3 separate regions of the Homo sapiens genome follow, and regions 1 and 3 are each linked to region 2. The links are chromatin contacts, found by Hi-C or POLR2A ChIA-PET in ENCODE. All regions are on one chromosome and are shown on one strand. The core of a region is the stretch at or near the end of the contact, and the rest is flanking DNA. Distances in the headings are between cores, read along the strand shown.

Evidence for each region. A loop is a pair of places that touch in the nucleus more often than their neighbours do. ChIA-PET counts read pairs that join two places held with the same protein, here RNA polymerase II (POLR2A). Pooled maps may share reads with other maps.
Region 1: POLR2A ChIA-PET joins it to region 2 with 12 read pairs in WTC11. The contact joins the enhancer-like site here to the promoter of SMIM24 in region 2. POLR2A ChIA-PET finds 5 or more read pairs at or near these places in 5 of 52 experiments (A673, H1, MCF 10A and 2 more).
Region 3: a pooled map shows a loop between it and region 2 (2.9-fold over the local background). The contact joins the promoter of GNA11 here to the promoter of SMIM24 in region 2. A Hi-C loop is called at or near these places in 1 of 50 pooled maps. POLR2A ChIA-PET finds 5 or more read pairs at or near these places in 2 of 52 experiments (HepG2 and activated CD4-positive, alpha-beta T cell).

What each region holds. Positions count from the first base shown.
Region 1 is chr19:3,055,739-3,058,705 of GRCh38, forward strand. It overlaps TLE5 (TLE family member 5, transcriptional modulator), which reads right to left. Exons shown (of 7, transcript NM_001130.6): 3 at 1,941-2,004; 4 at 574-618. Among named protein-coding and RNA genes, the nearest start is that of TLE5, 5.3 kb to the right of the region's middle. RefSeq lists enhancers at 1,695-2,259, 2,260-2,824. Within about 2 kb of position 1,658, at least 25 of the 41 ENCODE cell types and tissues checked have a DNase peak (open chromatin) inside an H3K27ac peak, as active enhancers do.
Region 2 is chr19:3,479,229-3,482,148 of GRCh38, forward strand. SMIM24 (small integral membrane protein 24) reads right to left here and starts at 1,297. Exons shown (of 4, transcript NM_001136503.2): 1 at 1,169-1,297. The coding sequence starts at 1,235. SMIM44 (small integral membrane protein 44) reads right to left here. Exons shown (of 2, transcript NM_001395954.1): 2 at 2,882-2,920.
Region 3 is chr19:3,092,947-3,095,784 of GRCh38, forward strand. It overlaps GNA11 (G protein subunit alpha 11), which reads left to right and starts at 1,416. Exons shown (of 7, transcript NM_002067.5): 1 at 1,416-1,841. The coding sequence starts at 1,706. RefSeq lists silencers at 1,085-1,334, 1,355-1,474, 1,795-1,924 and enhancers at 1,221-2,208, 2,209-2,838.

The DNA of each region.
Region 1 (2,967 bases), core at 408-2,907, 420 kb before region 2:
GATGAAGCCGGCTTCAGTCCTGGGCGGGTGGCAGGTGCAGGCTAGCCACAGGAGGCCTGCGCGGGGCCCGGCCCAGCCCTGCCACTTGCGGCTTCTAAGAGGGGCTAGGTCTGGCCAGGGTGGGATGAGCAAAGCCGTGTTCGGGCCCGAGGGCAGCCAGTCAGTGGCAAAGGTGGGGCTGGACACCGGCTGTCGCCTGCAGCTTAGAGTGAGGTAAGTGCAGGATGAGGCCAGACTGCACATTCCTCGGGGGTCGGCCACTCAGGCCCCTGGCAGGTAGTAAGCGCTTGTGCGAATGTAGGGAGGGCTGGGGGCCGTAGGCTGTGGGGAAGGTCTCTGCCCCTCCCCACCACCGGGAGAAACACTCCCAGGGAGGCCTGAAAAAGAGGCGGGGCGGGGGGGAGGAGAGCGGGAGCTTGGGGAGGGCTTAGGAGGTAACAGGATAACCGGGCTGGCTTGGTGCCCAGCCGAGGGCCGGCCGCTACCTGCCTGGGGGTGCCCAAGGCGGGGCTGGAGGTGGGGGGAGGAGGGGGAAGGAGGAGGAGGAGGAGGAGGAGGAGGAGATGGGCGTACCTGTTTGTGCATCTCGATGTTCAAGCCGTAGGACATCTCGTAGTACTGTATGGGGGAGAGAGAGGGGGAGCGGGAGATGGGGGTGGGGAAGGATGGGGGGACACGGAGACAAAGAGATAGGGGAGTGGCAGAGACAGACAAAGGGGGGAGACAGCAAGAGACAGCTGAGGGCAGGAAAGAAAGGAGAGGCAGGTGGGAGGGAAAGAGGAGGGAGAGACGCCCACACCCAGCATCCCAGCCCGCCCTGGAGAGGGGCAGGGGGCCGCTGGGGCTGCGGATGGAGACTGGGGGCACTTTAGGTCCCTAGCCCTGGCCTGGCTCCTCCCCCACTCCATGTGCACCGCGAGAACACGCATTCCAGGGCTCCTAATCTTGTATCTTTCTATGTCTTGTCTGCGGGTGGGCCCAGACGCCAGGGAAGTTTGCCTGCCTAGGTATAAACAGTGAGGGGTAAACAAAGCCTGCTGGCTCTGGGGCCAGCAGCTACCCCCACCCCAAGCCCCAGATCTCACCCTGCCCCTCCCCTGCTCTAAACCCTCCCATGGCTCCCTGTCACCCCTGGGGGAAAACCAAGTTCATTCCCAGGCCTTCACGTAGTTTCTCTGTCTCTGTCTGGTGAACTCCTACTCATCCTGCAAGACCCCAGCTGTGTGCCCCATTTCTCCATATAGTCTTCCTCAGGCAGGTCCTAGGTCCCTCTCTCTGACCCCAGCCCTATTCTTCTGGCTGGGAGGGTCAGGGTCTGGCTCTGCCTCCCCCACAGTCTGGGAGATTTGGGTACTGGGCTGAGACCCCAGCATCGCTGCTCGAGGGCCAGGCCAAGGGTGGGTAAGGGAGGGGATTTTTGATGCAGAAATCGTCACCTGGCAGTTACAAAACCGAGCAAGTGGTTCTGGCAGCAGCAATGCAGTGTCACACATCAGCCCCCCGAAATGGGTAGGGCTCAGACCCCCTCCCACAGGCTTCTTCTTTGAGCTCGGGCCCAAAGGGGTTAAGCGTGTGGACGCTGGGACCTTGGCGGTGGGGAGGGACTCGGCTGCTCCCCCACGTCAGTTCCTGGCTGTTGGCTTTCACAGCCGGTGAGCCTCCCTCTCCTCCCTCCTCCGCTGCCAAGGACAGCCGGGGGACCTGGCAGGGCCGGTCTGCAACCCGGCGGTTTGGCACCTCGGCCACTGCCTCGGCCATCTGCCAGGCTAGCGAGGCAGGCTCAGCCCAGCAGGGGCCGGCTGAATGGAGAACAGGCCCCGATCCTCGCGCTTCCCAGGGGAGGTGGCCGGGGTTGAGGGAGCAGCTGCCCGTGGTGGAGGGGATGTGGAGGGCCCTGTCGCCCGCCCCCAACACTGGACCTGGGGGCGGAGTGACGTTACCATCACATAGTGACGCTGCATCTCTGACTTCTCACTGGCCAACTTGTCACATTCGAGCTTGAGGCTGAGGAGGCACAGGGGGGAGATGGGGTGGTTAGTGGCGGCTGGGCGGGAGCCCCCCACCCTCCGTTATCCAGGGGAGGAAACTGAGGCTCCAAGTCCCCTGTAAGGGCAAGATCAGCCAATTCTCAGAGGGTCAAGCAATAATTTTTTTTTTAAATTGAGACGGGGGTCTCCCTATGTTGCCCAGGCTGGTCTCAAAAACTCCTGGGCTCAAGCAATCCTCCTTCCTCGGCCTCCCAAAGTGCTTGGGGTTACAGATATGAGCCACCCACCGTGCCTGGTCAATGAAGCCGTAAACTTTCATAGGGGCTGAGGACATTGAATTGAGGGGCAGGGAAGTTGGTAAGAGTTGAGCTCTCTGTGATGCTGCGGGGAGGGGAGAGCATCAGGGCCCCTGACTGTAAGAAGGGGGTGATGAAACCACCCTTGCAGATCTGGTTGGGGGGAAATAAGCAACATTATAGTAACATTATAGGAACAACAGAAGTTAGAGGGGGCACGGTAACGCTAGCTCTGAGAGTCTCACGAGCCTTCACCTCTCACGGTCCCGACGAGGCCCGCAACGTCATTGTCACGCTCCTTTTATAGATGACACAGTGGACACCCAGAGAGGGTGAGGAACTGGCTCAAGGTCACACAGCCAAGCAGCAGCCCAAGCTCTCAACCACAGGGGAAAATTTTCCAGACCCAAATAGAACGTACAAAGAGGCTGAGAGGGTCTGGGGCTGCAAGGCGGCTCCCGGCTGGACTTCCCAAGGGGACCCTAGCTTCATGGGGGGCCTGGACTTCCCAGGCAGACCCCTCAGCTCCCTCTTAGTCCTTCCTAACAGCCTTTTTTCTTTAGCTGGGACAAAACACACCATTTCTCCCACTCCACCTGGCCAGTCCGGGTGGCTGACACCAGAGCTTCCTACAGGCCCTCCCGGGAAGGATGAGCTGTGGGGCGTTTCTCAAAGCCCCCATG
Region 2 (2,920 bases), core at 47-2,546:
GGGCTTATAATGCAGGCAGAGGCTCAGGGGGAGGGGCTTATAAAGGCGGACCTCAGAAGGGCGGGGCTTATGACAAAGGAGTGGCTCAGGGGTGGGGTTTATAAAGGAGAACAAGCTCAGGGGAGGGGCTTATGAAGGAGGAGGTGGCTCAGATGGGGAGGGCTTATAAAGAAGAGTCTGGGGGGTTGGGGCTTACAACAGAGGAGCTGTTGGGGGGAGCTTATAAAAGGAGGCAGAGGCTTAGAGGGAGGGGCTTATAAAGGAGGAGCTCAGAGGGGAGGTGCTTATAAGGGGAGAGGGTCTCAGAGTGGGAGGGGCTTATAAAGGCGGCAGAGGCTCAGGAGGAGGGGCTTATAAAGAAGGAGGAGCTCAGAGGGGAGGGGCTTACAACAGACGAGGGGCTCAGGGAGGGGTCTATAAAGGATGAGTGAGAAGGAGGGGCTTACAGAGGAGGAAGAGGCTCAGATGGGGAGGGGCTTGTGAACTAGGGGGCTCAGAGTGGGAGGGGCTTGTAGAGGAGGCAGAGGCTCAGGGGGAGGGGCTTATAAAGAAGGAGGAGCTCAGAGGGGAGGGGCTTACAGAGGAGGAGGGACTCGGGGAGGGGTTTATAAAGGAGGGAGAGTGAGAAGGAGGTGCTTACAAAGGAGGAAGGGGCTCGGATGGGGAGAGGCTTGTGAACTAGGGGGCTCAGAGGGAGAGGGGCTTATAGAGGAGGCAGAGGCTCAGGGGGAGGGGCTTATAAAGAAGGAGGAGCCCAGAGGGGAGGGGCTTACAGAGGAGGAGGGGCTCGGGGAGGGGTTTATAAAGGAGGAGGAGTGAGAAGGAGCGGTTCACAAAAGAGGCGGGGACTCAGATGGGGAGGGGCTTGTAAAGGAGGCCCGAGCTCAGAGTGGGGCCGAGCTCAAGGCGGGGGGTTCAGCCAGGTGTGCTCAGAAGGGCTGGAGAGGGGAAAGGCTCGGGTGGGCGGTGGGGGGTCCCTTACAGAGGAGGGCAGAGCCCAGCGAGAGGGAGGCCGGGCGGTACTGCGGGGGTTGAGAAGGGCCTCCAAGCCACTCTTCCTTTTCTTCCTGCCCCCTCTCCTTTTTCTCGCCATGGAAAATTGGGAGATGGTGATCACCTGACCAACTCCCCTATCCCGCGACGCCCCCTCCCGCCCCCCTGCACCTACCCTGCTGGGCCTCCACCGGGGAGAGGAGCAGAAACTCCAGCACCAGAAGGGCCCCCAGGGTCTCCATGACGGTCGAGTGAGCCAGCAGCCAGCCAGCGGCGGTCCCGGGTCGGCGTCCACAGGTTTGGTGTGGGCGAGGCCCTGCCTCCCCGTGATAAGGCACAGGCGGTCCCCGGGCGGGGGATGCCTGAGACCTGGGAGCGGGGCCCGCCCCTGGCACCACCTGATTGGGCATCCTGCCCCTCCCCTGCCAGCTCCTGCCCCATCGCTCTCCCTCCGGGAGGCCAGACTCTGGACCTGTGTAACAATTAACTGAGGGAGTCCCTCCTCCCTGCACCCTGCCCTGGGGACCATCAGCCTCAGGGCCACCCCTTTGTGATCCCTGCTGCAGGGGCTGAGCTGAGATGGCTGCGACCTCCCGTCCCGGCCCAGGCCCCGTGCCACTCTGGACACAGGGGGAACTCACAAATACAACTGGAATATCTTAAGAAGGGTGCGCCCACCCAGTGCCTCACACCTGTAATCCCACTACATTGAGAGGCCAACGCGGGCAGATCCTTGAGCCTAACCTGGGCAACTTAGTCAAGCCCTACCTCTACAAAAATAGAAAAATTAGCCAGGCGCGGCGGGCACCTGCAGGCCCAGCTACTAGGGTGTGCTGAAGTGGGAGGATCACTTGAGCCCAGGAGTTTGAGGCTGCAGCCAGTTATGGCCGCACCACCGCACTCCAGCCTGGGTGACAGAGGAAGACCCTGTCTCAAAGGAAATAAAAAAAATTAGAAATACAAAGAGTTACCAAGGCTGGGTACAGTGTCTCACGCCTGTAATCCCAGCACTCTGGGAGGCTAAGGCGGGAGAATCGCTTGAGGCCAGGAGTTCCAGACCAACCTCCTCCCGTCTCTAAAATAAAAAATGTAAAACTTAGCTGAGCATGGTGGCCTGCACCTGTAGTCTCAGCTACTCAAAGAGACTGAGGTGAGAGGATCGCTTGAGCCCAGGAGTTCGAGGCTGCAGCGAGCTACGACTGCACCACTGCATGCACCACCGCACTCCAGCCTGGGCAACAGAACAAGACCTTGTCTCTCAAAGCAAATTTGAGAGTCACCTTTTGTGCTCTCAGAGTACACATGAGGCTCCGTGCTCGGCAATTTCACAGATCGCATTTCCTTTTCTTAACACCCCGTGAAATGGTGCCGGTCTCATTGTGCCCAGGAAAGTCAAGGTCACGCAGCAGGTCTGACCTGGGATTTGAAGCCGGGTCTGCCTCGCCCCCAGCTTATCCTGCCTCGCCCAGGCTCTTGGCCCCTGAGGACCCACAAGCAGCCATGGGAGCACACAGGGACAGGGAAGGTGTGCAGAGGCCACATGCCCGTGGTCCACCTGCAAACCGGGACGCTCTCACGTGGGGATGCCCGGGAGCGTTGATGACTCAGGCTCCAGGCTCTCCTGTCCTCAACCTTGGTCCCTCGGCTGATTAGATAGTGGGCCCTGCCCGGGCGAAGGGGGACCCCGCCCCAGCTGACACGGGAGCAGCCATGGCCCAGACGAGTGGTAGGAAGGCCCGGCGTCATCGCACAGGTGTTTATGGAGCGCCTGCTGAGTCGCTGTCACTTCCTCTCTTCCGGAGGTCTGCGGATGACCGCTGAGCAGACCGGCCACTCAGCAGGATGGGGCTCACACATCCCAGCCCCAGGATGGCCACAGGTCTGCTTGAACCAGCCAGGCAGGCATCTATTAAACTCTGACTGTGTA
Region 3 (2,838 bases), core at 166-2,665, 390 kb before region 2:
ATCCCAGCTACTTGGGAGGGTGAGGCAGGAGAATCACTAGAGCCTGTGAGGCAGAGGGTGCAATGAACCTAGATCACGCCCCTGCACTCCAGCCTGGGCGACAGAGCAAGACTCCATCTCAAAAAAAGAAGAAGAAAAAAAAGATATCCCTTGGGTAGGGTTAGCTTAACGGGCTTACAGCAGTGCCTGGTATCCTGTAGGCATTTCATGAATGCGTATACCTGGCCTGGAATGGTGCAGGCACTGCAGTAAGGCCTGATTGACACCTGATGGACAGCAGGCACTCCATTAATCTCTGGTCCGTGCCTGGCATATAGAATGTGTCCCATTAATGCCTGATACACAGTAGGTGTCCCATTAACGCTTTTTAATTTTTTTTTTTGAGACAGAGTCTCGCTCTGTCGCCCAGGCTGGAGTGCAGTGGCATGATCTCAGCTCACTGCAAGTTCCGTCTCCCGGGTTCACGCCATTCTCCTGCCTCAGCCTCCCGAGTAGCTGGGACTACAGGCGCCCGCCACCACGCCCGGCTAATTTTTTGTATTTTTAGTAGAGACGGGGTTTCACCGTGTCAGCCAGGATAGTCTCGATCTCCTGACCTCGTGATCCACCCGCCTCGGCCTCCCAAAGTGCTGGGATTACAGGCGTGAGCCACCGCGCCCGGCCCTCTTTTTTTTTTTTTTTCTTTGGAGACGGAGTTTCGTTCTTGTTGCCCAGGCTGGAGTGCAATGGCGTGATCTCGGCTCACTGCAACCTCCGCCTCCTGGGTTCAAGTGATTCTCCTGCCTCAGCCTCCCGAGTAGCTGGGATTACGGGCGTGCACCACCACGCCGGGCTAATTTTGTAGTTTTAGTAGAGACGGCGTTTCTCCCTGTTGGTCAGGCTGGTCTCGAACTCCAGACCTCAGGTGATCCGCCCGCCTCGGCCTTCCAAAGTGCTGGGATTACAGGCGTGAGCCACCGCGCCCGACCTCCATTAACGCTTTTTAATGGATGAGTGAAGGTTCCTGTCAGGCAATGTCAGGGCGCTTCCCGGGGGCAGCGACTGCTGCCCAGGCACCTGGAGACCCAGAGAGCGCAGCGGCCGCGTGCGCGCCTCCGCCACCGCGCCTGGGCCGAGCCGAGCGGGACCGAGCGGGGCCGAACGGAGCCGAGCGGAGCCGAGCCTGGCCGGGCCGAGTCCGCCACATTCCCACAATCCCGGGCGGCCCCGCCCCGGCTCCCGGCTGCGCGTCCCCCTTCCCACGTCGGCGCAACCAAACCCGCGGGCCCCCCGCCCTCGCCCCGCCCCGCCCCTTTCGCGCCCGCCGACGCCCCGCCCAGGCCGCTAGTCCCGCCCCCATGGTGGGCGCGCTTGGCCGCCGGCCCCTCCCATTGGCCGCACCGTCTGCCCGTCGCGGGCTGCGCTCCCAGCCTGCTAGGTTGTCCGGCGCTGTCGCTCGGTTGCGGCGGCTGCGGTTGGCGGTGGCTGCGGCGGCGGCGCGGGCTGAGTGCGGCCGCGCGGGAGTCCGCGGCTGGCGCGGCCCGAGCGGGGACCCGGCGGCTCGCCAGGCGGCGGCCGAGGCGGGGCGGGCCGGCCCGGGGCCGAGGGCCGGTGGCCGAGGCCGGAGGGCCGCGGCGGGCGGCGGCCGAGGCGGCTCCGGCCAGGGCCGGGCCGGGGGCCGGGGGGCGGCGGCGGGCAGGCGGCCGCGTCGGCCGGGGCCGGGACGATGACTCTGGAGTCCATGATGGCGTGTTGCCTGAGCGATGAGGTGAAGGAGTCCAAGCGGATCAACGCCGAGATCGAGAAGCAGCTGCGGCGGGACAAGCGCGACGCCCGGCGCGAGCTCAAGCTGCTGCTGCTCGGTGAGTGCGGCCCCCGGGCCTGCCGGCTGCGGGCCCTGCCCTGCCTGTGCCTGCCCTGCCTGTCCGGGTCGGGCCGGGACCCTCCGGGGTCAGCCCTGCCTGTGCCGTCCGGGTCGCGAGACCCTCCGGGGTCAGCCCTGCCTGTGCCTTCCCTGCCTGTCCGGGTCGCGGGACCCTCGAGTGTCAGCCCTGCCTGTGCCTTCACTGCCTGTCCGGGTCGGGGCGGGGCCCTCCGGGATCAGCCCTGCCTGTGTCGTCTGGGTCGGCTCGGGACCCTCTGGGGTCAGCCCTGCCTTTGCTGTCTAGGTCGGCACCTGGGACCCTCCGGGGTCAGCTGCGGGCCCCTGATTTCTTTGGGGTCAGCCCCTGCCTTAACTGTTCATGTTGGCACCTGGGACTCTCCGGTGTCAGCCTGTGTCTGTCCTGTCTGGATCAGGCCCCCGATCACTCCTAGGTCAGCTCCCAGCTTCTGCTGTCTACATTGGGCCTCCAGGACTCTTCAGGATTTGCCCTCTGTTCCTTCTCAAGGGACCAGTCCCTCCCTGCACAGGGACCTTCTGACCTTACCCCACCGGAGTACCCACCCCTCGCTACCCCTTCAGGGCCAGACCTTTGGGCTGTAACCCACAGGGCACACTCACCCCTCACTGCTCAGGGCCCCGCGTTGACCCTTCCCTCCAGGCAGAGCCCTGTACACTCCATGCAGGCCCTGTACCCTCCATGCAGGCCCTGTACACCCCCCCATCCCCCCGAAGACTCCTCCGTGTCCCCTATCCCCACATTCCCTTCAGGGCCATTCTCCTGCCTTCCTGTTCCGGGAAACCCCGTACTCCTCTTGGCTGGAATGCACCCTGTGGGAAAAAGACAGTCTTTCCTCTCCTCAGGGTTCCGCTCAGCTGAGGGTGGGGCGGTTGACACCTGAGGGAGCCTTTGCTTGTTGTCCCAAGCAGCTATCTCGGCAGCCTCCCCCGCCCCCTTCCTTAGAGTCCTGGTGGGA